7 separate regions of the Homo sapiens genome follow, and regions 2, 3, 4, 5, 6 and 7 are each linked to region 1. Evidence: chromatin contacts called from ENCODE Hi-C or POLR2A ChIA-PET data. All regions are on one chromosome and are shown on one strand. Each heading gives the region's core, a stretch centred on a gene start or an enhancer-like site at or near the end of the contact. The rest is flanking DNA. Distances are from core to core; before and after follow the strand shown.

Evidence for each region. Hi-C counts contacts between places; a loop is a spot of excess contacts on that map. ChIA-PET counts read pairs that join two places held with the same protein, here RNA polymerase II (POLR2A). Pooled maps may share reads with other maps.
Region 2: a loop to region 1 is called in a map of naive thymus-derived CD4-positive, alpha-beta T cell, with 19 times the contacts of the local background. The contact joins the promoter of EHD1 here to the promoter of MALAT1 in region 1. A Hi-C loop is called at or near these places in 1 of 168 maps with a recorded cell type or tissue (naive thymus-derived CD4-positive, alpha-beta T cell), 4 of 37 single-sample maps with no recorded cell type and 11 of 50 pooled maps. POLR2A ChIA-PET finds 5 or more read pairs at or near these places in 11 of 52 experiments (B cell, CD4-positive, alpha-beta T cell, CD8-positive, alpha-beta T cell and 8 more).
Region 3: a loop to region 1 is called in a map with no recorded cell type, with 5 times the contacts of the local background. The contact joins the enhancer-like site here to the promoter of MALAT1 in region 1. A Hi-C loop is called at or near these places in 3 of 37 single-sample maps with no recorded cell type and 2 of 50 pooled maps. POLR2A ChIA-PET finds 5 or more read pairs at or near these places in 3 of 52 experiments (A673, GM12878 and K562).
Region 4: a loop to region 1 is called in a pooled map, with 2.4 times the contacts of the local background. The contact joins the enhancer-like site here to the promoter of MALAT1 in region 1. A Hi-C loop is called at or near these places in 2 of 50 pooled maps. POLR2A ChIA-PET finds 5 or more read pairs at or near these places in 3 of 52 experiments (A673 and activated CD4-positive, alpha-beta T cell).
Region 5: a pooled map shows a loop between it and region 1 (2.6-fold over the local background). The contact joins the promoter of MAP4K2 here to the promoter of MALAT1 in region 1. A Hi-C loop is called at or near these places in 4 of 50 pooled maps. POLR2A ChIA-PET finds 5 or more read pairs at or near these places in 4 of 52 experiments (CD4-positive, alpha-beta T cell, T-cell, activated B cell and 1 more).
Region 6: a loop to region 1 is called in a pooled map, with 4 times the contacts of the local background. The contact joins the promoter of PELI3 here to the promoter of MALAT1 in region 1. A Hi-C loop is called at or near these places in 1 of 50 pooled maps. POLR2A ChIA-PET finds 5 or more read pairs at or near these places in 3 of 52 experiments (GM10248, PC-9 and WTC11).
Region 7: POLR2A ChIA-PET joins it to region 1 with 9 read pairs in CD4-positive, alpha-beta T cell. The contact joins the promoter of CD248 here to the promoter of MALAT1 in region 1. A Hi-C loop is called at or near these places in 3 of 50 pooled maps. POLR2A ChIA-PET finds 5 or more read pairs at or near these places in 6 of 52 experiments (AG04450, CD4-positive, alpha-beta T cell, GM10248 and 3 more).

What each region holds. Positions count from the first base shown.
Region 1 is chr11:65,496,666-65,500,643 of GRCh38, reverse strand. It overlaps MALAT1 (metastasis associated lung adenocarcinoma transcript 1), which reads right to left and starts at 1,599. Exons shown (of 1, transcript NR_002819.5): 1 at 1-1,599. It also overlaps TALAM1. RefSeq lists enhancers at 1,709-1,788, 1,839-1,908, 2,469-2,538, 2,599-2,838, 2,408-3,607 and 3 more, a silencer at 2,879-2,938 and a cis regulatory region at 3,132-3,147.
Region 2 is chr11:64,875,956-64,880,180 of GRCh38, reverse strand. It overlaps EHD1 (EH domain containing 1), which reads left to right and starts at 1,560. Exons shown (of 5, transcript NM_006795.4): 1 at 1,560-2,120. The coding sequence starts at 1,717. MIR10392 (microRNA 10392) reads left to right here and starts at 1,572; the gene lies at 1,572-1,658. RefSeq lists silencers at 1,174-1,733, 1,754-1,803, 2,654-2,723 and enhancers at 2,884-2,983, 2,647-3,423.
Region 3 is chr11:66,135,610-66,139,584 of GRCh38, reverse strand. The region is part of intron 1 of PACS1 (phosphofurin acidic cluster sorting protein 1); the gene reads right to left. Among named protein-coding and RNA genes, the nearest start is that of PACS1, 67 kb to the right of the region's middle. RefSeq lists silencers at 516-675, 3,680-3,729. Within about 2 kb of position 1,989, at least 6 of the 41 ENCODE cell types and tissues checked have a DNase peak (open chromatin) inside an H3K27ac peak, as active enhancers do; they include A673 and GM12878, where a contact is called at or near this core.
Region 4 is chr11:66,110,121-66,114,002 of GRCh38, reverse strand. All of the region lies in intron 1 of PACS1 (phosphofurin acidic cluster sorting protein 1), which reads right to left. Among named protein-coding and RNA genes, the nearest start is that of PACS1, 42 kb to the right of the region's middle. RefSeq lists an enhancer at 584-673. Within about 2 kb of position 1,962, at least 19 of the 41 ENCODE cell types and tissues checked have a DNase peak (open chromatin) inside an H3K27ac peak, as active enhancers do; they include A673, where a contact is called at or near this core.
Region 5 is chr11:64,801,964-64,804,463 of GRCh38, reverse strand. It overlaps MAP4K2 (mitogen-activated protein kinase kinase kinase kinase 2), which reads left to right and starts at 1,250. Exons shown (of 32, transcript NM_004579.5): 1 at 1,250-1,410; 2 at 1,522-1,579; 3 at 1,811-1,901; 4 at 1,981-2,045; 5 at 2,343-2,398. The coding sequence starts at 1,315. MEN1 (menin 1) reads left to right here. Exons shown (of 10, transcript NM_001370259.2): 10 at 1-948. The coding sequence ends at 130. RefSeq lists silencers at 1,111-1,290, 1,441-1,620.
Region 6 is chr11:66,465,482-66,469,504 of GRCh38, reverse strand. PELI3 (pellino E3 ubiquitin protein ligase family member 3) reads right to left here and starts at 2,600. Exons shown (of 8, transcript NM_145065.3): 1 at 2,478-2,600; 2 at 1,225-1,377; 3 at 601-672. The coding sequence starts at 1,376. RefSeq lists silencers at 2,113-2,462, 2,473-2,682 and an enhancer at 3,634-4,023.
Region 7 is chr11:66,315,261-66,319,269 of GRCh38, reverse strand. CD248 (CD248 molecule) reads left to right here and starts at 2,226. Exons shown (of 1, transcript NM_020404.3): 1 at 2,226-4,009. The coding sequence starts at 2,243. RefSeq lists enhancers at 1-224, 2,781-3,477 and a silencer at 2,028-2,297.

The DNA.
Region 1 (3,978 bases), core at 350-2,849:
ACCAAATTGCACTCGCTCCTTCCTGGAATCCTTTTTCCTAGCTTCACCACCAAATCGTTAGCGCTCCTTCCTTCTTCCTAGCTTCCTTCACCAAATCGCACTGGCTCCTGGACTCTTTTCCTATCTTCACCACGAACTGCTGCTTGCTCGCTTGCTCCTCAGTCCTAGCTTCATCAAACACTGGTTCCTGGAATCCTGTCTGCTGCTGTCTTCCTAGATTCACTGAATCCACTTCTGTGTAGCACCTGGGTCAGCTGTCAATTAATGCTAGTCCTCAGGATTTAAAAAATAATCTTAACTCAAAGTCCAATGCAAAAACATTAAGTTGGTAATTACTCTTGATCTTGAATTACTTCCGTTACGAAAGTCCTTCACATTTTTCAAACTAAGCTACTATATTTAAGGCCTTCCAAATTCTTCTAACTCTTCCAAAAGCCTTCTGCCTTAGTTTTTTTTAAATTACACCAGTCCTTTTAGTAGCTTTTTGATGTGATTTTTAACCAACTTCCCCTTCTAGCTTCAAGTATTCTTCTAAATTGGTTCTGGTCTACGTAAACACCCTCATCTTCTCAAGCTTTACCTTCTAACTTCTGCACCACCAGAAATTAAATTGATGGGCTTTTAAAATAAATTGGTTACCAATAATTTCCTCATTTTTTCAGTGCTATTTTATCCAATTTTTGGCTTTATATTTTTCTATCTTCTATACTTCTCCAATACTTGTCTTAGCTTGTTTTTCATTTTCTATCTGAAACTCTTGACAATATTTTCATTTTCTATCTTGTTTCTATCTTCCAATTTTCTTCTAAGTTTGTACATTTTGCCCTTAGCTTTTTGTTTCCTAGCTTGTCTTTTTTCTTCTGCTTCCTACTTTTCAGGTTTAAATTTATCTTTTTTCTTCTAAAAGTATGTTTTTATCTTCTAATTTCCCTATCTTCTCTATTCTTTTCTTCGCCTTCCCGTACTTCTGTCTTCCAGTTTTCCACTTCAAACTTCTATCTTCTCCAAATTGTTTCATCCTACCACTCCCAATTAATCTTTCCATTTTCGTCTGCGTTTAGTAAATGCGTTAACTAGGCTTTAAATGACGCAATTCTCCCTGCGTCATGGATTTCAAGGTCTTTTAATCACCTTCGGTTTAATCTCTTTTTAAAAGATCGCCTTCAAATTATTTTAATCACCTACAACTTTTAAACTAAACTTTAAGCTGTTTAAGTCACCTTCATTTTAATCTAAAAGCATTGCCCTTCTATTGGTATTAATTCGGGGCTCTGTAGTCCTTTCTCTCAATTTTCTTTTAAATACATTTTTTACTCCATGAAGAAGCTTCATCTCAACCTCCGTCATGTTTTAGAAACCTTTTATCTTTTCCTTCCTCATGCTACTCTTCTAAGTCTTCATATTTTCTCTTAAAATCTTAAGCTATTAAAATTACGTTAAAAACTTAACGCTAAGCAATATCTTAGTAACCTATTGACTATATTTTTTAAGTAGTTGTATTAATCTCTATCTTTCAAAGAGAAAAAAACTTATCTGCGGTTTCCTCAAGCTCCGCCTGCCCCCTCAGCAGAAGCCCCTGCGCTGGCTGCCTCAATGCCTACCGCACAGCTCGGGCGAGGCGTATTTATAGACGGAGAACAACTCGCATCACCGGAATTCGATCACCTTCCGCCGCCTTTGTGAGGGAGGCAAAAAGTAGTTCTTCGGTTAAAAATAGGTTCTAGTTTTACTTTTCTAGATTTTTCTTAACAGCTTATGGAACTTGAATGCAAACTACACATGCAGAAATACTTAAATTACTAGCGTGTGGAAAGATTTGAGCTGCAAACTTTAGACAAAAGAAACATGGAAATCATATTTTAAACGGGTCATCAAACACCTCACAAAACCCCCGGAACTTTTAAAATACCTCTTAAAGCACTTCTTGTGTTCTCTTGAGGGACAGTAGGTATAGTTTACCACCTTTTGAAGGAAGATTAAAGTGTGATAGTTCAGGGCTTTACTTTCCATTACGCAACTGAGCCCCAGCCTTGCAGGGACGGTTGAGAAGTGGCAAAATGGCGGACTTTCTCCCCCAACTGCTTGCAGTCCTGCGACTTGCTCCCAAGACAGCCACACGTTTTGCTTTTTTGTTCGAGAAATCGGAGCAGCACGGGCTGTCTGCTTGGGAAATCTTAGAAACGTGAAAACCCACTCTTGGAAAACGCCTCAATCCCACACCACAGAGCTGCTCCCCGCCTGAGCCCCGGGGGCCGTTGGCTGCCAGTGGCCCACTCTGATCTGCGGCCCCCCAGTTGCCGCCAGCCCCCCACGGCCCGCACGGAAATTTTTCTACCGTTTTTCAGCTTCCAGGCTCTCCTGAAAGTGCTCACAAGGCAAATCGCCATGGAAAGCGAGTTCAAGTGGCCTTTTAAAGTAGACCAACTAAGCGAATGGCTTTGTCTCCGAAGACACAGAGACCTTGGGCAGCCAGTCAGGGACACACCCAGAAGTGTTTACACTGCTCTGGGTCTGCTTTTTTAGGGGTTTTTGTTTTGCAGATTCTGTGTTATGCCTGGTTAGGTATGAGCTTCAGACCTTCTGAACCGGAGCAGGAAGAAAAATAAAAGCTTTCCTCCAAACCCCAAGACCAAACTGCAGAGTTTGAGTGGTTTTATCTAAATACCACCACCTGGAATGGCCAGCCTATAAGGACAGCTAAGATAGCAGCACAACTCGTCGCTGCGTCCCAAGGACTCTGGGAAACCTGGGCTCCCGGAGGCGTCAGAGGGGACCTGCCTTCAGGCGAGCTGAGGCTTCCCGGCGCCGGGCTTCTGCGTTGCTAAAATGGCGCTGCGCTTAAGAGGGCAGGAGAGGCCAGTTGCGGGGCCCCAGTCCTTTACAGAAGTCTCGGGCTGCAGGCTGCGGAGGGGAGAGCGGGGGCGGGGAGGGACTGCGCAACCGGTGGGGCTGCGTCAGGGACAAACGCCGGGGGAGGGGCGGCTCGCGAGCGCCGCGCAGGGATACGCGAGGGCCGTGAGCCGCCCTCCCTTTGTGAGGCGCTGGCTCGTGGGCGGGCGCCACTGGTTCTAACCGGCTCTAGCCGGTCCTGGCCGCCTTCCCGGAGCTGTGGCGGTTGGCGCAGCGCGTGACTGCGCACGCGCGCCCCGCCCTAACGCCTGTGCCTGTTCTGGGGAATGGCATGGGGGCGGGGTGGCAGCTGGCCTGGGAACTTCTCGGTCGCTACTCTGCGCTGTCACTGCACTTGGGGGCTGGTCTTTCTTTCGTGGAGCTGCTGCCCAACTTCCATTTTCAGTCTAGGTCTTCCTTTCCCACCTCTCTCCTGTCCTTTGTCATTTCCTCCATATAGTCTCGACGTCATCCATTAATTTAAAATCAGAACACAAACCTCGTGTAGCTATCAAGGGCCATGGCATTATTGTAAAATATCTTCGTCGTTTGTATGTCACCAGGTCTTACTAGTCTAGAATTCTCGGGGCAGAAGTGGTCTCAGGCTGACCTTGCAGCAGCCTAATTTTTTAGAAAAGAAACTGAAGCAATGACCTAAAATGGAGAGTTCCAGGGCACACAAAGCTTGGAGCTGGACGGGGTGGTGACACCCACCCTCTCCGCTCCCTCACCCCCGGGTCTTTGGAACCTGTATCCATGGCTTGTTTTTAGGCAGTCAACTCCGAGGGGAGAGATTAGTGACGCTGTATAGGTTAGGATGGCAAAACTAACACAATGATACAGCAACTCTATGAAGTTGATTTCTAAAACTCCTTTGGCTCCTGTAAATGATGCAGGTTGTGTACGGTGTTGGGGAGCTGCCCTGGGGGCTCCAGGAAATGAGGGTCCTGTTTTCTGGGCCAACTCCCTGTCCCCACCTGCCCACATAAAGCAGGGCCTGTTGAAGCAGCTGTTCTCAATTGACGCTGGTGAAACTGTTCTTGTTTTCTTTTCTTTTCTTTTTTATTTTTAAGCCTGTAAGAGTGGAAT
Region 2 (4,225 bases), core at 311-2,810, 620 kb after region 1:
GGCAGTAGCTTGTGTGCTTTACTATGATGAAAAGAATCAAATCAAAGCACTAAGGGGCGTAAGATTGCAGGCAGGGTTGGAATTACTTATCCGCTCTCCAATGGTTAGGGAGCAAGAGGGGAGGGCAAGGGAACTATCTATTCCCTCGGAAGGGATCTTACAAGCGGTAGGCGAACAAACCTCCCATCGTGTCCTCTCTAGATTCCACCACTCAGTTCCCCTGAGATATCCCCCGTTCTCAGATTTGAGTTCCTGCCTCTTCCTCTTAGCCTACCAGCCCAAGTTATCCCCTGATACAGGCCCCTAGCCCTCCAGGCTTCCACATCTCCCAGAAGCGAGGAAGTTGGACCTGAGGCTTTCAAAGTCGCAGGTTCAATTCAGATCTCTTTAAGAGCCCCCAGGGTCCTGCTACCACAGGTTGGTGTCTTGATACTGGTTACATAACAATCAGTCCCCAAAGCTCTGACATCACCCACTGAAGATTCTCACCAGCCTGGACAGCCAAAGGGGTCTGTGTGTGGCCGGGGAGGATGGCGGGGGAGTGAGCCCCATGGAACAGCCAGGAACTGGTAAGGGGAGGTAGGGCACAGATCCCAGTAAATGATGGTAAATGGTGGTGACCCCGAGAGGAAAGTGGAAGTATTTGGGTTTTTAAACTTCCCCCTAAATTCCCACAAGATTTCATTGTTGCCCCCACACTTCCCCTCTTCCCCACATAGGGAATTTCCGATTTCACTTCCCAATACGCAAGTGGCCAGAGAGCCTCAACTTCCTCCTCATGCCCTCCCTGCCTTGCCCCAGCTATAGCCTTTGTGGGGAAGCCTTCTCTTCTCCCGCGCGAGTCCGGTGTCACCCATGTCCTCCCTCGCTTGCGTCCCTCTCCCATTCCCACCCCGTCGGCCTGAGGGGAGGTCAGGCCTCTCGCTGCCCATTTTTCTTTCCCCAGTCACCAGCCCGCCCCGGATTCTCTACTCCCTCAGCTTGCTCTGCTACCACTTTCCTGTCTCTCCCTCTCCCAAAGCAGATAAAAGATGAGGGGACAAAGACAGTGTGTGTCTGGGAAGCTGGGCTGAGAGGAGGAGGTGCCGCCGCCTGGGGGTACTCCGATGCTTCCGGGGATTCCGAGCCAGCTGGAGGACCGCACGTGGCGAACGGCGGGCGCGGCGCGTAGTCAGGGAACCAGGGTGCCTGACTGGGTGTCTCGTGGAGCCATCCCGCGGGGGTGTGGGGGGGCCACGGTGCCGGAAGGCGCGCGGCCCAGAGGCCGTCTCCGCCGAACGCCCGCTCCTCGCCTTCCTAACCGCAGCACTTTCGCGAGCCTCCCTACGAGGGGCGGGGCGAAACAGGTGCGGTTGCCACGGCACCCGGACCACAGCCTCGCGAGATTTGGAATCAGCCAATGGGGGCGGGGTAGGGGAAGACGTGGCACCAGTCGGAGGGGCGGGGCTGGGAGGGGCTCCTCCCTACCGCCCCCAATTCCGCCCTGCCCCCGCCGCGGCGGCGCTAGCCGCCACTGAGGGACCGACCCTATAAAGGCCGCTCCGCGAGGGGTGCGCAGCATTCGGCAGAGGGCGCTTCGACGGGCTGGGCTGTGCGCCTGCGCAGTGTGGGTCGCTCCCGATTCCCTGCCCCGGCCGGCCCCGCCTCGGCTCCGCACCCTCGCCCCGCTCTCAGCCGCCGCTCTGCCCCGCAGCAGCCAGCCCCGTGTCCGGCAGTATGTTCAGCTGGGTCAGCAAGGATGCCCGCCGCAAGAAGGAGCCGGAGCTCTTCCAGACGGTGGCTGAGGGGCTGCGGCAGCTGTACGCGCAGAAGCTGCTACCCCTGGAGGAGCACTACCGCTTCCACGAGTTCCACTCGCCCGCGCTGGAGGACGCTGACTTCGACAACAAGCCTATGGTGCTCCTCGTGGGGCAGTACAGCACGGGCAAGACCACCTTCATCCGACACCTGATCGAGCAGGACTTCCCGGGGATGCGCATCGGGCCCGAGCCCACCACCGACTCCTTCATCGCCGTCATGCACGGCCCCACTGAGGGCGTGGTGCCGGGCAACGCGCTCGTGGTGGACCCGCGGCGCCCCTTCCGCAAGCTCAACGCGTTTGGCAACGCTTTCCTCAACAGGTACCCACCCATCACTCCAGGGGGCGGGGGGCGCGTCCGGGGCACACCCCTCACTCGGAGCCTGACCCTCCCGTGGCTGTCGCCCCGCCGTCCTTTGTCTCCGAGGCCCCAGTGAGACCCTCAGTGACCACTCCCTGGTCCAAGGGCCCTGCCCCTTCCCAGAGTAAACCCACTGGGGGTCTAAGAGTGGGCGTTGTCGGCTCCCCCAGCTTCTGTCCTCCCCAGAATCTTCCAGGGTAACCACCAAGCCCTCCTGCAGATCCCAGCCCCACTCCCCTCAGCAGCAGGGCCGCAGTAGGAAGCTGAGCCATTCCTGCGCTCCTTTTCTTGGTCTCCACCTCCGTCCCGCAGGCTGGATGCACCTAATTCACGGAAATCAACCCTCCCCTCCCTGTCTTCTTAAGTGTCAATAGCAAAACACAATGAAACTTTTAGCCATTCCCTTCTCTGGTGCGGTGTGGGTCTGCTCTGCCTCCCCTGGGACGGTGGTTTTGTGTAGGAGGGAGGAGGAGGATCGGCTGTGGCTTGCTGACTTTGGGGCAGCCCCTTGGAGGCAGGGGACAGTTGAGGTTCGAACACTTCTCCCAATGGCAGCTCTCAAGAGGTCAGTGCTGCCCTGAGGGGTTTCAGGAAGCAGGATGAGGTGGTGGCAGTGGGAGCCCTGCAATGAGATTCTGGCCCTAAGCCCTTCTGTGCACTGAGGGACAGAATCTGAGGTTCCTTCACCCACTTGGACCTCACTTTTCCAGTTAAGTGGCCTCTGCACGCGAGGAGAGTGAGCTCCAGGACTCTGCCTGTCTCAGTGCTGTGAATGAAACACAGTGCTCCCGCCCCTCAAGGAGTGCAATGCCCAAGCTCACTTTTCTCCAGAGAAACTCGAGACATGCCCGTCCCAACCCCCAGGCGACATACCAAAGTACTTCACAGACCCTGTCCTCCCTGCCACCCCACGTTCACGGACTCCACATGCCTTTCATAATTCTGCACCAGCGAAGAGCCTCTGAAGGAATCTTTGAATCCTGCCTTCCAGGTCCCCGCCCTGCACGGTCACATTCCTTTCCAGACGCCATCCAGCTGTGCAGGGCAGCTTGCCCTAGAGCCAAGCTGGTGGCCAGGCCTACTCCAGGCACAGAGCTGACCTTCAGCAGGGTCTGTTCACTTCCAGGCATTTCAGCCCGCCCTCCTGTTTTACGGCTGTTGATGTTTGTCTGTCAAGGCCAGGTTGAGTGCAGCCCTTTGGGCTAAGGGTCCTGAAGAGGCGGAGTCCTCTTCACTTTCCTTGTGAGGGCACACCTTTTTTGAAAGGAGAGACATGGCACAGGACCAGTTTTCTGAATTTGGAAGCCTAGAGTTTCAGAGCTGGAAGGATCTTAGACATCATCTTGGCAGCCCCCACCTGACTGGTTCAGGAAACCGAGGTTCAGAGGGTCTGGCTGATGTGTGGAAGTCACCCATTAGGTCAGCCAGCACTGACTGCCTGGCTTTTGCACAGCCAGTTACTGCTTTCTGCTGCTTCTACCCGAAAAAGAGCAATTCGAGATTGCTTTGTCCGAGACCGGTGCTTTGATGACATTGGTGCCACAGGATCTGAGAGGTGGCACACGTTTATTTCCTTCTTGCTGCCACCTCATCTCCAGAGGATCCCTGATCACTGATGGCCCTGCCGAAAGGGCCCTATCAGCCCACGCTGAGGCCCAGAGCTGTGCCAGGATGTGTAGTGTGGGGAGTGAGCCCGGCGAGGAGGGTGCAACAAAGGAGGCTTTTCTCTGGCTGATACAGCCTCTCCCAGCTGAGTCTTGAAGAGACTCATTGAGTCGTGAACTTGACTTGCCGGCCTTCTCCCCCTATGTGGCTGCTCTAAGAATAAAATCAGCTGGAGCAGACCAAGGCAAGGTGCAGTCAGGGTGTCTTAAGAGTGTCTTGCAAAAACTTATTGCATAACTGGGACTGCCACTTGTGCGAGATGAAACCTGTGCGTTCTTGGTGAGATGGAATCGGAGGCATCTTTGCTGCTTCCCCTTTCTTGTTTTCTGCCATATACCCTGGGCTCTGCAGAGCAACTGGTTTCTGGGTCCTATAGATATTAACTCACTTTCTGGGCTCAT
Region 3 (3,975 bases), core at 740-3,239, 640 kb before region 1:
ACTTGTGAGAGCTAAAAATTAATACAATTAAACTCATGGAGACAAAGAGTAGAAGGATGGTTACCACAGGCTGGGAAGGGTAGTGGTGGGGTTAGGGGGGTGGATGGGAGGGAAGTGGGGAGGGCTAATGGATTAAAAAAAAAAGTTACAAAGCATGAATAAGACCTAATATTTGCTAGCACAACAGGGTGACTATAGTACAAAATAATTTAATTATACATTTTAAAGTAACTAAAAAGTATAACTGGATTGTCTGTAACACAAAGGATAAATGCTTGAGTTGGACACCCCACTTACCCTCATGTGATTATTATGCATTGCCTGCCTGTATCAAAACAAATGCAACCCATAAATATATACACCCACTATGTACCCACAAACATGAAAATTAAAAATTTATATATTTCGGGCTTAGCCACCACTATCTCAAGCACATCATGAAAACTAAAGGTAAACAGTAGCATGATGTTTTCAGGTTGCAAGCACTGGTTTCATAACAGGCTGTAAATTAATCCTAAAAGTCAGAACTTCTCTTTTTCAGTGGTTCTCAAACTTTGGTGTGCCTAAGGGTCGCCTGGGGAACCTGTTTAAAAATACAGACAGCGGCCAGGCACAGTGGCTCACACCTGTAATCCCAGCACTTTGGGAGGCTGAGGCGGGCGGATCATGAGGTCAAGATATCGAGACCATCCTGGCCAACATGGTGAAACCCTGTCTCTACTAAAAATACAAAAATTAGCTGGGCGTGGTGGCGCATGTCTGTAGTCCCAGCTACTCGGGAGGCTGAGGCAGGAGAATCACTTGAACCCGGGAGGCGGAGGTTGCAGTGAGCCAAGATCGCGCCACTGCACTCCAGCTTGGGCGACAGAGCAAGACTTTGTCTCGAAAAAAAAAAAAAGTGCAGACAGCAAGAGCTCACCTCTCAAGAGTCCTATTTAGTAGCTTCATCAGCAGTAAGCCTAACAATAATAAGAAACACAATATCAGGGCTGGGATTAGGGTGAGGCAAGCAAGGGACCCAGGGTACAAAACTTAAAGAAGTGCTTGCTCTCAGGTTTGTGCAAGTGCCAAGACAGTAAGTGCCTCCTCACACACTTCGTGGGGCATGTCACTTGACTCACTCTAGTCTTGGTCCTGCAAAGTATAGGGTAGTCCATGGACCATCAGCATCAGCATGGCCTGGGGACTTATTAAAAATGCAAAAGCCGTCTGGGCACCATAGCTCACCCTGTAATCCCACTTTGGGTGGTTGCTTGGGGACAGGATTTCAATACCAGCCCAGGTAATATGGCAAGACTCCCATCTCTGTAAAAAAATTTTTTTTAATTACCTGGGCATGGTGGCAGAAGTCTACAGTCCTATCTACTAAGAAGGCTGAGGCAGGAGCATCACTTCAGTCCATGAGTTTGAGGCTGCAGTGAGCCATGATCAGGCCACTGCACTCTAGCCTGAGTGACAGAGTGTGATACTGTCCAATAAATAAATAAATAAATAAATAAACGGGGCAAAATCTTGGCCTACCCCAGACCTACTGAATCAGAATTTGCATTTTATGCTGGGTGCTGTGGCTCATGTCTGTAATACCAGCATTCTAGAAGCCCAAGGCAGGTGGATCACCTGAGGTCAGGAGTTCAAGACCAGCCTGGCCAACATGGTGAAACCCCGTCTCTACTAAAAATAAAAAAAGAATTTGCATTTTAACAAGATTCTCAGGTTATTCCTGTTCACATTAAAGTCTGAGAAACAATGAATAGAAGGGATGCTCAAATTTAGTTCTGCAACTGAAACCAAAACCCTAAGCACTTTTTAACCTATCATGCTGCATTTCTAAAATAGGAAACAGTGAGTAATGGCTCTCCACTGGAGTCCAAAGGACAGCCCTACAATGGCCAATATTATTGTCACCCCTTGGTCAATGGCCTGGATAATGACATAAGAGATGCTTATTAACCTGCAGGTGGCACAAAAGAGGAGGCTGCTGAGGCAGGAAGGAGCAGAGTCAGACCATCCTGACCGGCTGGATGCCAGGTAAGCACATAACAAGTTTTACATTTAGGTTAAAAATTTCAGTAATGAAGGTATAAGATGTGTGTGGTGGTTTGCTTGGAAATAAAACATATGAAACACTCTAGGAATAAATCCAAAAGTGTGTCATGAATTTAATATAATGGCATTTCAAAACAGGAAAAAATGAGTAATTCAATAATGTTGGAGTAACTAGACAGCTAGCTGGAAAAAAATTAATTTGAACCCCTACCTCACATCTTATCTTAAAATAAATTCTAGATGCATAAAAGATTTAAGTACACACACACACACACAAACACAAACACACACACTCACACAAATCCATTTAAGTACTAGCAGAAAATATGGGTATTTTTTAAACAGCCTCAAGTGGACAAGGCCTTTCTAAGTATGAATAAACTCCAAACACATGAAGTCCAGAGGTCATTTTAAAAAAGATGGCTACATTTTATTACATTAAAGAAAAACTTCTGCACGGCAAACACCAATGTAAACAGAGCTTGGAGACAAATGACGAAATGGTGGGGGGGGGGGCAATTTGTGACTCATATCCAAGACATAGGGCTATTTTCAAAAATCCCCAAAAATCAAGAAGAAAAAAGCCCAACAAGCCAAGAGAAAAGTGGGCAATGCTGAGGCTGGAGAGCCTACGGAGGCCGGGCACTGTCCTCCAATAGCTGAAGACCACTTCTGTGGGAGTGAAAAAACTGAGTCATTCATTTCTACAAATGGTTAAATCAGGACTTAGGGTGGAAATTCCCATGAGTTAAGTTTTAGCCGAACATAGAGAACTTATTAATAATTCGGGCAGTCCATACAATGGAATGGGCCTGCTTAAAAAACTGCTGAATTCTTGTTCAGTGGAAGCACTCGGGCCAAGGCTAGATGAGGGTCAACTTGTATGAAGTTTTTTGGAAGGCATGAGATGGGAAACTAAACTGCACGATTACTGAGGGTGCTTAAAACCCTAAAATTATGCAATTCTATTCAAAGACTACATCCGCTCTGGAAAAGATAGGAGAATAAATCAAATAATGATGGGCTATCACAGCTCCATAAAGACTGAAAGCCATGGTGCTCATCACTCCTAGCTTTTTATTCTAAGTAGGGTGTTCTCTGGAGTGGGGATGTTAGAGGATATGAAGGTTTTGTTAAATCATAACTCCTGCACTCAGGAATATTTTGGTTTGTTTTGGTTTTTGGTGTGTGTGTGTGTGTGTGTGTGTGTGTGTGACAGTGGGATTGGGCAGTCCTGTTTCACATTCTTGGCGTGTGTGTGTGTGTGTGTGTGTGTTAGCGGGATTGGGCAGTCCTGTTTCACATTCCTCTCCTGGGCTCCCCAAACACTGAAAGCAACAGCACAATTTTGAAAGAGAGTGAATTAGTGCTGGAGGGTTGAGTGTGAGGTCTCAGCAGCATAGCCACATAACCCGTAGGACGTACTTACGTATCTACGTCATTTACGACAGTCCAATTATGAGCTAAAAGTCACAGACAAATCAGTAGCTCAATAATTCAACTGACAGGTGGACAGTGTTTCAGAAGCTAGTCTGGAAGGCACGTGGGCAGAATCTGAAACCACGTTAAGAGGAGCGCAGGAGGCTGGGTGTAGTGGCTCACGCCTGTAATCCCAGCACTTTGGGAGGCCAAGTGGGGTGGATCACTTGAGGTCAGGAGTTCGAGACCAGCCTGGCCAACATGGTGAAACCCCGTCTCTACTAAAAATACAAAAATTAGCCAGGCATGGTGGTAGGCACCTGTAATCCCAGCTACTCGGGAGGCTGAGACAGAAGAATTGCTTGAACCCAGGAGGTGGAGGTTGCACTGAGTTGAGATTGCACCACTGCACTCTAGCCTGGGTGACAGAGCAAGGCTCTGTCTCAAAAAAAAAAAAAAAGCGCAGGAGAGGAGGCCAGCAGGGATGAGGGCAGGCCTCAGGCAGCCATG
Region 4 (3,882 bases), core at 713-3,212, 610 kb before region 1:
CGAACTCTTAATCGTATTTTTGTCTGGGGAGGTGGAGAGATGCAAAAGAGCTTCAGTGGCACTTTCACATCATACCCTATGTGTTTGCTTGAGTACTTTATGAGGCTGTGGTCATATATCACTTGCAAAATAATGTATTAATAAAGGAAGAAAGGACTGGGTGATTCTGTGAACTAAAGGGAGGAAAAATAAAAGATGAAAATTAGACTTGATACTAAATAAAGTATATTAATGTCAGAGCAAGAGTTTGATCACGAGACAGTCAACTATTCATCAAATCTCTATACAGCTTTCAGTTCAGCTGCTGTATTAACAGGAACAGGAGGAATCCTAAACATAAAGACTACAACTTCTGAAGAGGAAGTCTGATCAAAGTATACAAGTCATCATACCGAAAGGAACTGAGAGTTTAAAATATACTCTTATGTCTTCTTGTCAAACTACATGTGCTGCAAACATTTTTTTTCCTTGCTTGTTACGTTGTAAAAGTATCTGTTTGGAGATACTTAGTCTTTGAGGTGGAGACCCAACTAGCCTTGATGGTAAGTAAGTTCCAATAGCATATCTGAAGATAACCAATAACCCTGCAATTAGAAAGATGTTTTGCCAACTAGAGATTGAGGACAAGAGACCCAAAGGATGTTGGAACTGATTCAGAAACAGGAATGTAAGTACGTCTGGGATGAGTCAGCAGGTAGCTAGGAGAACTGGAAATTAAAAGAAAAGTCATCTGCCCAAGAAGTGGGTAGGTAAACAAAAGAAATCCAAAGTACATTTAAATGTCAGACACCAGTTCAACTTTGAGAAATAGTTTATATACAATAAAGTGGACTGATTTAATTGTACATTTTGATAAGTTCTGACAAATTTATACCTGTGTAATCACCACCATATTTAAGATACAGAACATTTCCATTACCCTAAAAGTTCTGTGTTCCATCCCAGTCAACCCTCTCCCATCCTGGGTTCTGGTTAGCCACTTTTCTCTTACTATAAATTAAATGCCCTTCCTAGAATTTCATATCAATGGAATCCTAAGTATGTGCTCTTCTGTGTAAGGCTTCCTTTCATGCAGCATAATGCTTTCAAGATTCATCCATATTCCACCATGTATCATTCTTTTTATAGCCAAATCATAGCCACAGTTTATTCATTCATGTGTTGATGGGCATTTGGGTTCTTTCCAGCTTTTGTTATTATGAACAAATCTGCTATGAATAAGCAAGGCACCAGAGGCTTTTGATAACTTTCATTTCCCCATTCAGCACTGTCCATGTACTCTCAGTTCACTACAACTCGACCCCTGGCACTGGCCCATGCACAACGGGAAAAGCAGTCACTTATTCAACAAATAGATATAAAGGGTCTACTGGATGTCAGGAACTGTTCAGGCACTGAGAACTCAGTCATGAACGAGACAGATATAACCCCTCTCCTGTAAAACACACAAACAAAATCATGTCGGATAAGGTATGTAATAGAAAAAAAGTTTAAAGTAAAATATTAAGAAAGCAACGAGAGGCATGTGACTAACTGCGCAGCGAGGGAAGGCCTGTCTGCGCTGAGTGAGACCTGAATGACACCAACGGGACAGCCATGTAACCTTCTGACATCCAAGCATTTCCAAGAACTGCAAGCACAAAGGCCCTAAGGAGAGACTGAGCCTCTCCTATCCAAGCAGCAGCAGAAGGCAGGCCATGTGGCAGGCATGCAGCAAACTAGGCGAAGAGGGTAAGAAACAGGCTGGAGAGCAGGCAGAGGCCAAGCCAAACAGGATCTTGTAGGCCAGGAGAAGAAGTCTGGGTTTTACTGGAGGGGATTAGGCAGGTGAGTGCAACAATCAGATCTGCATTTCAAAGAGACCACTCTGCCGGCAGTGTAGAGAAGAACTGCACAGGCAGTGAAACAGATCAGTCTGGTGGCTACTGCGTGATGCAGGTGAGACAGGGTGGTGTGAACGACAGGAGAGCAAGGGAACCACGGGGGATGGGAAGGGTTCAGAATCAATAGCTCCTGCTGAGGGACTACATGAGGCAGGCATTATAAAGAAGAATCTGAGCTGGGTGCAGTGGCTCACACCTGTAATTCCAGCACTTTGAGAGGCCAAGGCAGGCGGATCACTTGAGGCCAGGAGTTCAAGACCAGCCTGGCCAACATGGTGAAACCCCATCTCTATAATACAAAAATTAGCTGGGCGTGGTGGCGCATGCCTGTGATCCCAGCACCTAGGGAGGCTGAGGCAGGAGAATCACTTGAACCCGGGAGGTGGAGGTTGCAGTGAGCAGAGATCACGCTACTGCACTCCAGCCTGAGCAGAGTGAGTGAGTCAAAAACAAAAAACAAAACAAAACAAAAAAAAGAATAATAATCTGGGATAATTCCTAGGTTTCTGGCTTAGGCAGCTAGGTGGATAATATAGTTGACTGAGGTGGGGACAATTAGAGGAAAAACAGGTTTGGCGTTGTGGAGAGAATCAAGAGTTAGGTCCTTGTATTAAATTTGTGATGCTGATCCAATATCCAAATGCAGATGTCAAATAGGCACTTGGATACATAAGTCTGGAGTTAAGAAGAAAAGTCAGTGCCACGTGTCTGATATTAGGAAATAGTACCTGAAGCTAAGAAGTGGATTATAGAGACAGTTCTGCTTTTAAAACTAGTACAGTCATGCACCGCAGAACAACATGCAGTCAACAATAAACCACATATACAACAGGGGTCCCATAAGATTATAATGGAGTTGTTCTATACAGATGCAACATTTTTTATACTGTATTTTTACTGTACCTTTTCTATGTTTAGATCCACAAATACCACTGTGTTACAATTGCCTAAAGTTGAATCAGTGCTGTACAGGTTTGTAGCTTAGGAGCAACAGGCCATACCACACAGCCTAGGTGCGTAGTGGGCTATGCCATCTGGGTTTGTGTAAGTACACTCAATGATGACATGTTTCTCAGAACACATTCTCATCCTTAAGTGACACATGACCCTGTATATATACCTCTAGCAGCGTACCAGGATAATACCAGATAAATAGGTCAAGTGACTCCGAGATCAATTTTACTTAGACTTGGGAGGGTTGGTAGGGAAGAAAGTTTTGTAGCTGAACACACGTATAAAGAGTAAAATGTTGGCTGGGTGCTACGGCTCATGCCTGTAACGCCAGCACCTTGGGAGGCTGAGGCGGGAGGATCACTTGAGGTCAGGAGTTCATGACCAGCCTGGCCAACATGGCAAAACCCCGTCTCTACTAAAATACAAAAATTAGCTGGGCATGGTGGTGCACACCTGGAGTCTCAGGTACTCAGGAGGTGGGAGGATCACTTGAACCCAGGAGGCAGAGGCTGTAGTAGTGAGCCGAGATCGCATCACTGCACTCCGGCCTGGGCAACCAGAGTGAGACCCTTTCTCAAAACAAAACAAACAAAAAAAAACTACAGGAAAGAGAAGGATCATTTCTATCAGACTTTAGAGTTTTTTGTGGAATATGCTATGAAGACAAGACATGCCATTAAAATCAAGAGGCATTTAGCTAGACGCAGGTGCCTGTGGTCCCAGCTACTCGAGAAGCTGAGGCAGGAGGATCCCTTGAGCCCAGGAGGGCGAGGCTGCAGTGAGCTATGATCATGCCTGTGAAAGCCACCATACTCCAGCCTCGGTGACACAGTGAGAACTTGTCTATATATGTATAAAAAAAATTTTTTTTTTTAAATCAGGAGACATTTGATATGAGTGTTGGTAGTTTATCAAAGGGTCATGAAGCAATCAGGCATGTAATAAGTACTTTTTAATTATTTCAATTCCATGAATCATCAATGAGACTAAGGTAAGATATAACTACTCCCTCAATCTCAATGCTTTCAGAGAAGTCAATTATACT
Region 5 (2,500 bases), core at 1-2,500, 700 kb after region 1:
CAAGATCAACTCGAGCGCCATCAAGCTGCAACTCACGGCACAGTCGCAAGTGCAGATGAAGAAGCAGAAAGTGTCCACCCCTAGTGACTACACTCTGTCTTTCCTCAAGCGGCAGCGCAAAGGCCTCTGAACTACTGGGGACTTCGGACCGCTTGTGGGGACCCAGGCTCCGCCCTTAGTCCCCCAACTCTGAGCCCATGTTCTGCCCCCAGCCCAAAGGGGACAGGCCTCACCTCTACCCAAACCCTAGGTTCCCGGTCCCGAGTACAGTCTGTATCAAACCCACGATTTTCTCCAGCTCAGAACCCAGGGCTCTGCCCCAGTCGTTAGAATATAGGTCTCTTCTCCCAGAATCCCAGCCGGCCAATGGAAACCTCACGCTGGGTCCTAATTACCAGTCTTTAAAGGCCCAGCCCCTAGAAACCCAAGCTCCTCCTCGGAACCGCTCACCTAGAGCCAGACCAACGTTACTCAGGGCTCCTCCCAGCTTGTAGGAGCTGAGGTTTCACCCTTAACCCAAGGAGCACAGGTCCCACCTCCAGCCCGGGAGCCTAGGACCACTCAGCCCCTAGGAGTATATTTCCGCACTTCAGAATTCCATATCTTGCGAATCCAAGCTCCCTGCCCCAAATAACTTCAGTCCTGCTCCAGAATTTGGAAATCCTAGTTTCCTCTCCTTCGTATCCCGAGTCTGGGACACAAAACTCCGCCCCCAGCCTATGAGCATCCTGAGCCCCGCCCTCTTCCTGACGAAACTGGCCCCGGATCAGAGCAGGACCTCCCTTCCGACCCTCTGGGAACCTCCCAGAGGTCCAGCCCATCTCGGAGCATCCCGGAGGAAATCTGCAGAGGGTTAGGAGTGGGTGACAAGAGCCTGATCTCTTCCTGTTTTGTACATAGATTTATTTTTCAGTTCCAAGAAAGATGAATACATTTTGTTAAAAAAAATATAAAGCGCAAGTCCATGTTTATCTGGGAAATTGGGGATGGGGCGGGGAGTGGAGCGCCCCCTCTTCCCTCTGTCTTCTGGCTCCCGGGACTTTGCGCTCCCTACCTGTGGAGCGCGAGCGACAGTGGCGGCGGAAGGACGTAGGCTCCGCCCCGGCCTTGGGGCTTCCCCGCGCCGCCGAGGGCCCGTCCCGCGGGCGCCTCCTCCCGGACTGGCGGTGGGGCATCCCCGGCGCGGCCCCGCCCCCGGGCCTCAGCCCCGCCCCCGCGGCCTCAGAGCCACGGGCGCCCGCCCCGCCCCGCGCCGCCCCGCGCCGGCTCCGCAGCTCGCGCCCGCCCGCCTGCCGGCCCGCCCGGCGCCGGGCCATGGCGCTGCTGCGGGATGTGTCGCTGCAGGACCCGCGGGACCGCTTCGAGCTGCTGCAGCGCGTGGGGGCCGGGACCTATGGCGACGTCTACAAGGTGCGACGGGACGGGCGGGAGAGCCGGGAGGAGGGTGCCAGCCCCGCACCCCGCGGCAGGATCTAGCCCCCGGCCCCGCCCCCCATCCCGCTTCACCCTCCGCCCCTGCAGGCCCGCGACACGGTCACGTCCGAACTGGCCGCCGTGAAGATAGTCAAGCTAGACCCAGGTGAGGGCCCGGGTCGGGCCTCTGCGCCAGAGGAAGGGCAGAGCGCCCGCGGGCGCGGGGTGCGGGCGGAGGGTTGACGTTTCCGAGACCCCTGAGAGGCGTGCCCCGGGAGGTGCTGTCACCTGCACCTGCCTGGCCCGGAGGGAGGCACTCTGTGCCCATTTTGCAGATGGGGGCACTGAGTCAGGGCAACCCCAGCGCGCCTTCCCCATGATGCTTTGTGCTTCCCAGGGGACGACATCAGCTCCCTCCAGCAGGAAATCACCATCCTGCGTGAGTGCCGCCACCCCAATGTGGTGGCCTACATTGGCAGCTACCTCAGGTGAGGCTGCCTTATCCTCCTGGCCCCAGGCAGCCCCCATGTGACCTGCTTTGTGCCCACCCCAGCTCTTTGTCCCTAGGAATGACCGCTTGTGGATCTGCATGGAGTTCTGCGGAGGGGGCTCCCTGCAGGAGATTTACCATGGTGAGGCCAGGGCTCCAGGCCCCAGCAGGCCCCAGCCTTCCCCCACCCCTACCCCACTGGGGTACCAGAGGGGACTCTGGGCCCTGGACTTGGGCTCCTCTCCACTCCTGCCTGGCTGTGTGACCTTGAGAGAAATACTGTCCATCTCTGGGTTCAGTATCCTAGACTAAACTGGGAGGGGACGTGGCCAACACCGCTTTCATTTAACAGTGCCTGCTGCTTTTCCCACACACGGTAGCCTGGGAGGGTGGGCATGACCCCCGGGCCCCCAAGCCAGCCTCTCCCTTTTCCTTTCAGCCACTGGGCCCCTGGAGGAGCGGCAGATTGCCTACGTCTGCCGAGAGGCACTGAAGGTAGCTGGGCCTGTGAGGTGCCCACACCTCTGGTCTCCAGAAGCTGTGGGCCAGGAGCCCAGATGACCAGCAGGGAGGCGGGTGGAGTGCCTCGGGTGGGGC
Region 6 (4,023 bases), core at 1,351-3,850, 970 kb before region 1:
CACACATGGGGGGCAGGTCTTGAGGTGGGACAGTTCAGGACACAGGCTTGGGACACAGATGGGCCTGGCTTAAATCTGGCTCTTCCACTTATCACATGACCTCTGTAAAATGGAGCTAATTTTTTAGGACCTACCTCGCAGGTTCATTTTGAGAACTAAATGAGACAAAGCATTTAAAAGCGCTTGGCACAGAGTTTGGCATATTTATAGGAAGCCCTTGATAAGTGTTCACTATTACTGCTTTTTTTTTTTTTAAAGCATGTGTCAACAAACAGCCATTAAAAAAAAATCTTAATGATAATATAGCTTATCAAATAGTTTCTTTAGGACTGATGGCAAAGAGAGGCCAAAAGGAGATCCAGATGGGGGAGGAGGAAGAGGGTCTGTCCCTGGGGAAAGATCTGAGTGGATGGTGCAGGGATCCTGGTCAGGCAAAGACCAGGAAGGGATGAGGTTGGCCAGGCCGCCAGATCACGTTGCTTCCTCTCTCCTGGCCTTGGCTTTCTCATCTGTAGTGTGAGGGTCAGCTGTGGCTTAGTGAAAGCGCACTAGACCTAGAGTAAGAAAGACCTGGGTCCAAATCCCAGCCCTGCCACTTACCAGCTGTGTGCCCTTGGGCCAGTCACTTCCCCTCTCTGAGCCTCGGTTTCCTCACCTCCTTCCTCACAGCATCTTTGTGAAGATTGAAATGAAATAATGTCCATGAAAGGGCTTGGCACAGGCCTGCCTCCCAGAACACTCGATATGTGCTAGGCGCTGTTCTATGTACTTTACAGAAATCACCTCATTCATTTCTTCCAACAACCCTCTGAGGAAGGGATTATTATCATCCCCATTTGCAAAACAGGGGAAACAGAGGCACAGGGAAGTTCAGCAACTTGCAGAGGCAGGATTTGAACCAAGCAGTTTTGCTGGAGAACCAGAGTTCTTCACCCCACACCACACACACTAGGTGCTTTAGGAAAGGCAGCTGGTGTTAACATTTTTCTCATCTGATCAGGAAGTTGGGTGGTTAGAGTTGTCACAGTACTTTGTGAAAAATGGGAAGATAAAATAATAATTATGAATTGAGGTGGGTTTGGTCAATTTTGTCTTTCAGCTAGGAAGGTGAGGAGGGACAAACAGCTGAAGGCCCTATGTGGGGGGAGGAGGGGTCGGGCCCTTGTTCTGGCTGCGTTGGGTGGGTGTCTGGTGCTTCACCCCTTCTAGGCCAGGGATGCTCACCCCAGGACGATGAGTTCACCATACTTGATGGGCTCCTCGCCTGGCTGCGCATCTTCACCGGGAGAGGAGAGAACGCAAGAGCCCTTGTTCCCCCGGTGCTGGAGGTCTGAGGTTCGGGGGGACCCCACTTCAGGGTTTCCTTCCAGCACCATTCTGGGCAGAGTGGGAGAGAAAAGAGCTTTGTAGGTTCCCACCCCAGCCCGGCTCAATTCCAGCTGCAGCCTGCTGCAGGGCCGCCTAGGCTAAGGCAAGGGTGACCTTTCACCGCCTCTACTGCTATGGCAACCACTTCCCCTCTGCCTCCTCTAAACTGCCCGAGGTTGCTGGGATACCAGGGAGGGGTGGCACAGTGAAGAGAGTCAGGATATTCAGTGGTGCCAAAGAGATGGACCAACTTGGGGTGGCCAGAGGCTGCTTTTTGGCCAAGATCCCAGTCTGGGATGTGCTTCAAAGCGGGGCACCCAATGAGTTGGGGGCCGTTACCCCTCATCTCAGACTCAGTTCCTGCTTATAGCTCTTAGCCTCTGGACCTCTGATTTAGCCTCTCTGACAGGTTCTTTGAATCTACCTGTCCATCTGAATCTTTCTTGCCCCTTTGAGGTCTAGGCCTCTGTCTGTCCATCTGCTTTCTCAATGACTCTCTGTCCTCCCAGCCGCTGTCCTTTTTGCCGTCTCTCTCCCCCCATTCCCCATCTCTGCCTGTCTGCCCGCCTCCGCCTCACCATCTGCCTCAGTCTCCCCATCTCGGCCTCCCCCTGCGGGTAGGCCAATAGACTCCTCCTGGGTGCGCGCTCTTCCCTCCCTCAGGTGTCTGTCTGCGTCCCCAGCCGCCCGGGTCTCAGGAGGCCTGCGGAGGCGGCGCTCCCCCCTCGAGCTCGGGCTGCAGCACAGCCGTCTCCCGCAGGCAGCCCGTTTGGAAAACATCCCCGCGCCAGAGGGACCGCGCCGGGGCAGGCCCGCGCCCTGCGCCCCGGGCGGGCAGAACGGGAACCGCGGCCCAGCACCTACGCAGGTCCACACCCGGCGGCCCCTCCGCACAACACGCGCGCGTGCACGGCCCCGCACGCCCCGGGCCCGGACGGCGCAGAGACCACCCGCACCCGCGACCGCAGGGACGCGCGGGCGCGCAGCAGCCACCGGCGCCCGCCCTCGGACCCACTCCCTCCACCACCCCCAGACACGCAAACACGCCCCCCGCGCCCGCCGGGGCCCGCCTGGCGCAGCCCCCGCCCCCTCCGCCCCGGCGGCCTCACCTGGCCACGCTCCGGGCCCCGCTGGGCGCCGCTCCCTCCCCGCCTAGCCCCTGCTCGGCCCCGGGCCGCTGCGGCGGGATGGGCCCGGCCCGCGGCGGCTCCGCGCTGCCTCGTCACGGGGACACCCAGGGCCGGGGGAGGGGGATGAGCGCGAACAGCCACGCTCCGCCCCCTGTCCGGAGGCCCCGCCCCATTTTCCCCGCCCCTAGGAGAGCTCCGCCTCGCTCCAGACTCCGCCTCTTGCGGCGATGCTCAGCCTTCGTAGGCGGAGCTCCGCCCCTTCGCAGGAGACCACGCCCTTCCCCTGGTACCGCCCTCTGACCAGGGAAGCCCCGCTCTCCACTCCGTCTGAGGGACTCCCTTGCCCCTCCTAGCCGGCTCAGGACTCCCCCGTAGTCTACACGACCCCTCCCCCATTTCAGACTCCCCAAACTCCGCCTCCATTTCCGGGGACTCCGGGGTTCTCCCAGAGACATGGGCGCCCCTCCCCACTGTCGGTCAGGGCCCTCACACGGCGCTGGAGGCCCCTTCCCTAGCCTTAGGCCCGGGACTACGCACCCCCAGCTCCGACACCCCGCCTACCATCTGGGGACGCCACGCAATTAGAGGAGAGGAGGAAAATGCTAAAGGCAAAGGGGGTGTGCGGCAGCGGTGGAGGCCGGGGAAAGCAGCTGCAGTTGACCAGAGTCGCAGACCTGTCTTCCAGCCCAGCTCGGGCACCCCCCATTCCCCTCCCCTCAGTCCCCTCCCCTCCGCCAGGATGCACACACCCCCCGCTGTGCTGCAAAGGAAAGAGAGTTTTGGGGGAGCACCGCCCCTTCTGGGCCTGGGGCTTGCGAGAGATCTATCAGTCTACGTTAGGCGCTGTGCGCTGTGCTTTGAGCAAATTAAACCCTTTACTTTAATCCTGGGAGGCAGGCACGATAGTTGCCCATTTTACAGATGAGGAAATAGATTTACAAAAGTGACTTGCTTGTTGTAGTTTGCTAGAAACGGGCCAAGAGAGAATCTCAGCTGTATGAGTGGCTTCAGTCTCAACTCCTAACTTCGTACCTTGTCGTTCTGACTAGGGATGGAGCCTCAGAGGTGCAGAAGAGAAACCTTGTCTGCATCAGGTAAGGTCCCTATTGCTCAGTACTCTTGGTCTGGAACTATAAAGGCTGGATTATAGTTCCAGATCAAGTCTTTGGTCTTGTGGGGGGCGGTGGGGGTGTTTAATGAGAAAATCAAGGAAGACTGCACAGAGGAGGTGGCTTTTGACTTCCATTATGAAGGATGCATGTTTAGTTTGCCTAAACATTCCTGAGAGGGAGCCGCTGCCACTCCCACCCCCACAAACTTGTTGCACCTGAAGTTCCCCATCTACCAGACTCCCCTGGGGCCCTACTATATCCACCCCGCTAACTCCTCCACCTAAAAATAGCCAAAGATACCAACTGCTTTGCCAACTGTTCTGGGGCCCAGCGGCTAGATGAAACAAGAAAGCAGCCGACGGCACATCCTTTAGGGGAAAAGACACTCGTTAGTCACAGAGAATCTCCCTGCG
Region 7 (4,009 bases), core at 977-3,476, 820 kb before region 1:
GGAGAAGGTAAAGAAGCAGAGCATTTTTATATTGGAGGAAGAGCATTCCAGGCAGCAGGAACAGCCAAGACCAAGGCTGTGAGGCAGAGTGTCTGGAGCATTTAAGGAACAGCAATGAGGCCAGAGTTTGGAGGCAGATGACATAGACCAGGAGGCCATGGCAAGGACTGTGGCCCTTCCTCTAAGCGAGATGGGGGGCTCAGAGGGTTCTGAATGGAGAAGTGATCAGATCTGACTTGGATTTTGAAAGGATCCCTCTGGCAGGATGGAGAGGGCAAGAGAGACACCACGGGAGAGGCTGTTGGGGAAATCTAGATTGGCGTTGCTAGCCACCTGGGCCGGGGGTGGGTGGCAAAGAAGGTGTCCAGGAGTGGTCAGATTCTGGATCTCTTTTGAAAGTGAAGCCAACAGGATTTGCTGAGAGACTGGATGTGGGCTGTGGGAGAAAGAGAGGAGTCAAGCATGACCTCAAGGTTTGGGGCCTGAGCCAACAGAAGGATGAACTCCTCCATCTTGACTTTTGTCTCCTGAGAAGGGGAGTCATTCTGTGTGCTTCACATGTATAGACCTTGTAAGAAGGAACTTCCAGGCATATGGCAAGAACTTCCTAAGCCCTGGTTCTCGAGGGGCTGGCTGGGTCTGCAGGGCCAGCCTAGGCACTGTAAGGTGGTTTGCAAAAACGCACCCTGGTCTCCACCCACCACATATGCTCAGAAGACAGGAACATTTGCTTCAGGCTCCACAGCTGACAAAGCACATTTGCAAACACTGAGCGCTGTGACGCAATATCTCAGCCCTGCTGAGCTAAAAATCCTGGACTCATTGCCCTCATGTTGCAACTGAGAAAAAAGGAGACCCAGAGAGGGCCAGTGACTCCCCTGCAGTCACAAAGTCGATCCATCTGTGGCAGAGGGGGAAGCTGCATCAGGGCAGTTTACTGAAGGGCGGAACCTCTCCCCCACCTCCCCACACTGTTTCTAACTTCTGCTAAGAGTGCAGCGGGTGTGCATGGGTTAATCCGCCAGCCAGCTCCCCAGAGGCCATCCTGGATGATGGGCTCAGTGCACATGCCTCCAGAGGCCTCCAGGAAGGGCGGGAAGAGGACCCTGGCCAGGCCGAAACAGCAGGCCCCGGGGGCAGGGAGGGCTCCACACACGTGATGCCTGTGTCACATATACACATATATGTCACTGTGTGCCCCATGCCCATACATGGCCTTGCATGGGTCCCCTCACAGCCTTCCACATCCTGCGTGCAGCCCAGCCCCCACCCAGCCCCCTAAACCACGCACCCTGCCTTCCTGACGCAGGAGCCCAGAGAGGCATTTCCTGTTTAGGGGCTGCCTCCTCCCCCTCTAAGCCCAGGTTCCCAGGGCCCCAGGCTGAGCTGGGGTGAGGGGAGGGCAGCCCCTGGCCCCCTCACTCCCCCAACACCCCCACACGCTGGCCCAGCTGGAACCAGAAAGCTTGAGTATAGGGGGAGAGGCTGACGCAGGGGCTCAGTAAATAAATGAGAGGCTGAGGATGCCTGTGCCTGGGTGACCAAGCTGTTTCCATTCAGGCCGAATCGGAGGTCTTCATATGTCAGGCCATGTAGAATGCCACACCATTTTTGTATGTGCACCTAGGGTCTCAGCATGTCAGAATGTGTGTACGTGTGGCAAGGGAGTCATCTGCAAGCCAGCATAGGTCCACGGTGAGGTGAAGGGACAAACAGCTTGGCAGAGAGTGCACTCTTGCATGGGGTTGGGGGTGGGGGAGGCGCATGCGCGCGTCTGTGGGGCAAGAAAGGAGTGGGCATGAGGGTGTTCCCGTGCATGGCGAGCAGCTGGGCTGAGACTGCTCCCGGGTGTGATGGGGCTGCTGTGTCCAGATTTGGGTCTCTGAGTCTCTGGGAAGCGACCTCACCCCACAGCCCCGAGCCCCAACTTGAGGGTCACAGAGCTCGGCAGGCAGGCTTTTCCCACCCCCTGACTCTCAGCCCCATGGGGCCTGGGGCAGCCGTCAACTGCGCCTTCTCCCCTCCTCCGCCCCCAACCTTAGAGCCCCCCACCCCACTGCTTCCTGCTCTAGCGGCCCCCGGGGAAGAGGGAGCAGGGAGCTGGCAGCCGCCCCAGCCCACTCCTTACAAGGCCTGAGCCCGGCCCCAGGCCCGCCCCCGGCCCGCCCGCAGGAGGCCCCAGGCCCTCCCCCTGTCAAGAGCTGCCGCCAGCCCGGGGCCGGACCAGTCCGGGGGCATCGCGATGCTGCTGCGCCTGTTGCTGGCCTGGGCGGCCGCAGGGCCCACACTGGGCCAGGACCCCTGGGCTGCTGAGCCCCGTGCCGCCTGCGGCCCCAGCAGCTGCTACGCTCTCTTCCCACGGCGCCGCACCTTCCTGGAGGCCTGGCGGGCCTGCCGCGAGCTGGGGGGCGACCTGGCCACTCCTCGGACCCCCGAGGAGGCCCAGCGTGTGGACAGCCTGGTGGGTGCGGGCCCAGCCAGCCGGCTGCTGTGGATCGGGCTGCAGCGGCAGGCCCGGCAATGCCAGCTGCAGCGCCCACTGCGCGGCTTCACGTGGACCACAGGGGACCAGGACACGGCTTTCACCAACTGGGCCCAGCCAGCCTCTGGAGGCCCCTGCCCGGCCCAGCGCTGTGTGGCCCTGGAGGCAAGTGGCGAGCACCGCTGGCTGGAGGGCTCGTGCACGCTGGCTGTCGACGGCTACCTGTGCCAGTTTGGCTTCGAGGGCGCCTGCCCGGCGCTGCAAGATGAGGCGGGCCAGGCCGGCCCAGCCGTGTATACCACGCCCTTCCACCTGGTCTCCACAGAGTTTGAGTGGCTGCCCTTCGGCTCTGTGGCCGCTGTGCAGTGCCAGGCTGGCAGGGGAGCCTCTCTGCTCTGCGTGAAGCAGCCTGAGGGAGGTGTGGGCTGGTCACGGGCTGGGCCCCTGTGCCTGGGGACTGGCTGCAGCCCTGACAACGGGGGCTGCGAACACGAATGTGTGGAGGAGGTGGATGGTCACGTGTCCTGCCGCTGCACTGAGGGCTTCCGGCTGGCAGCAGACGGGCGCAGTTGCGAGGACCCCTGTGCCCAGGCTCCGTGCGAGCAGCAGTGTGAGCCCGGTGGGCCACAAGGCTACAGCTGCCACTGTCGCCTGGGTTTCCGGCCAGCGGAGGATGATCCGCACCGCTGTGTGGACACAGATGAGTGCCAGATTGCCGGTGTGTGCCAGCAGATGTGTGTCAACTACGTTGGTGGCTTCGAGTGTTATTGTAGCGAGGGACATGAGCTGGAGGCTGATGGCATCAGCTGCAGCCCTGCAGGGGCCATGGGTGCCCAGGCTTCCCAGGACCTCGGAGATGAGTTGCTGGATGACGGGGAGGATGAGGAAGATGAAGACGAGGCCTGGAAGGCCTTCAACGGTGGCTGGACGGAGATGCCTGGGATCCTGTGGATGGAGCCTACGCAGCCGCCTGACTTTGCCCTGGCCTATAGACCGAGCTTCCCAGAGGACAGAGAGCCACAGATACCCTACCCGGAGCCCACCTGGCCACCCCCGCTCAGTGCCCCCAGGGTCCCCTACCACTCCTCAGTGCTCTCCGTCACCCGGCCTGTGGTGGTCTCTGCCACGCATCCCACACTGCCTTCTGCCCACCAGCCTCCTGTGATCCCTGCCACACACCCAGCTTTGTCCCGTGACCACCAGATCCCCGTGATCGCAGCCAACTATCCAGATCTGCCTTCTGCCTACCAACCCGGTATTCTCTCTGTCTCTCATTCAGCACAGCCTCCTGCCCACCAGCCCCCTATGATCTCAACCAAATATCCGGAGCTCTTCCCTGCCCACCAGTCCCCCATGTTTCCAGACACCCGGGTCGCTGGCACCCAGACCACCACTCATTTGCCTGGAATCCCACCTAACCATGCCCCTCTGGTCACCACCCTCGGTGCCCAGCTACCCCCTCAAGCCCCAGATGCCCTTGTCCTCAGAACCCAGGCCACCCAGCTTCCCATTATCCCAACTGCCCAG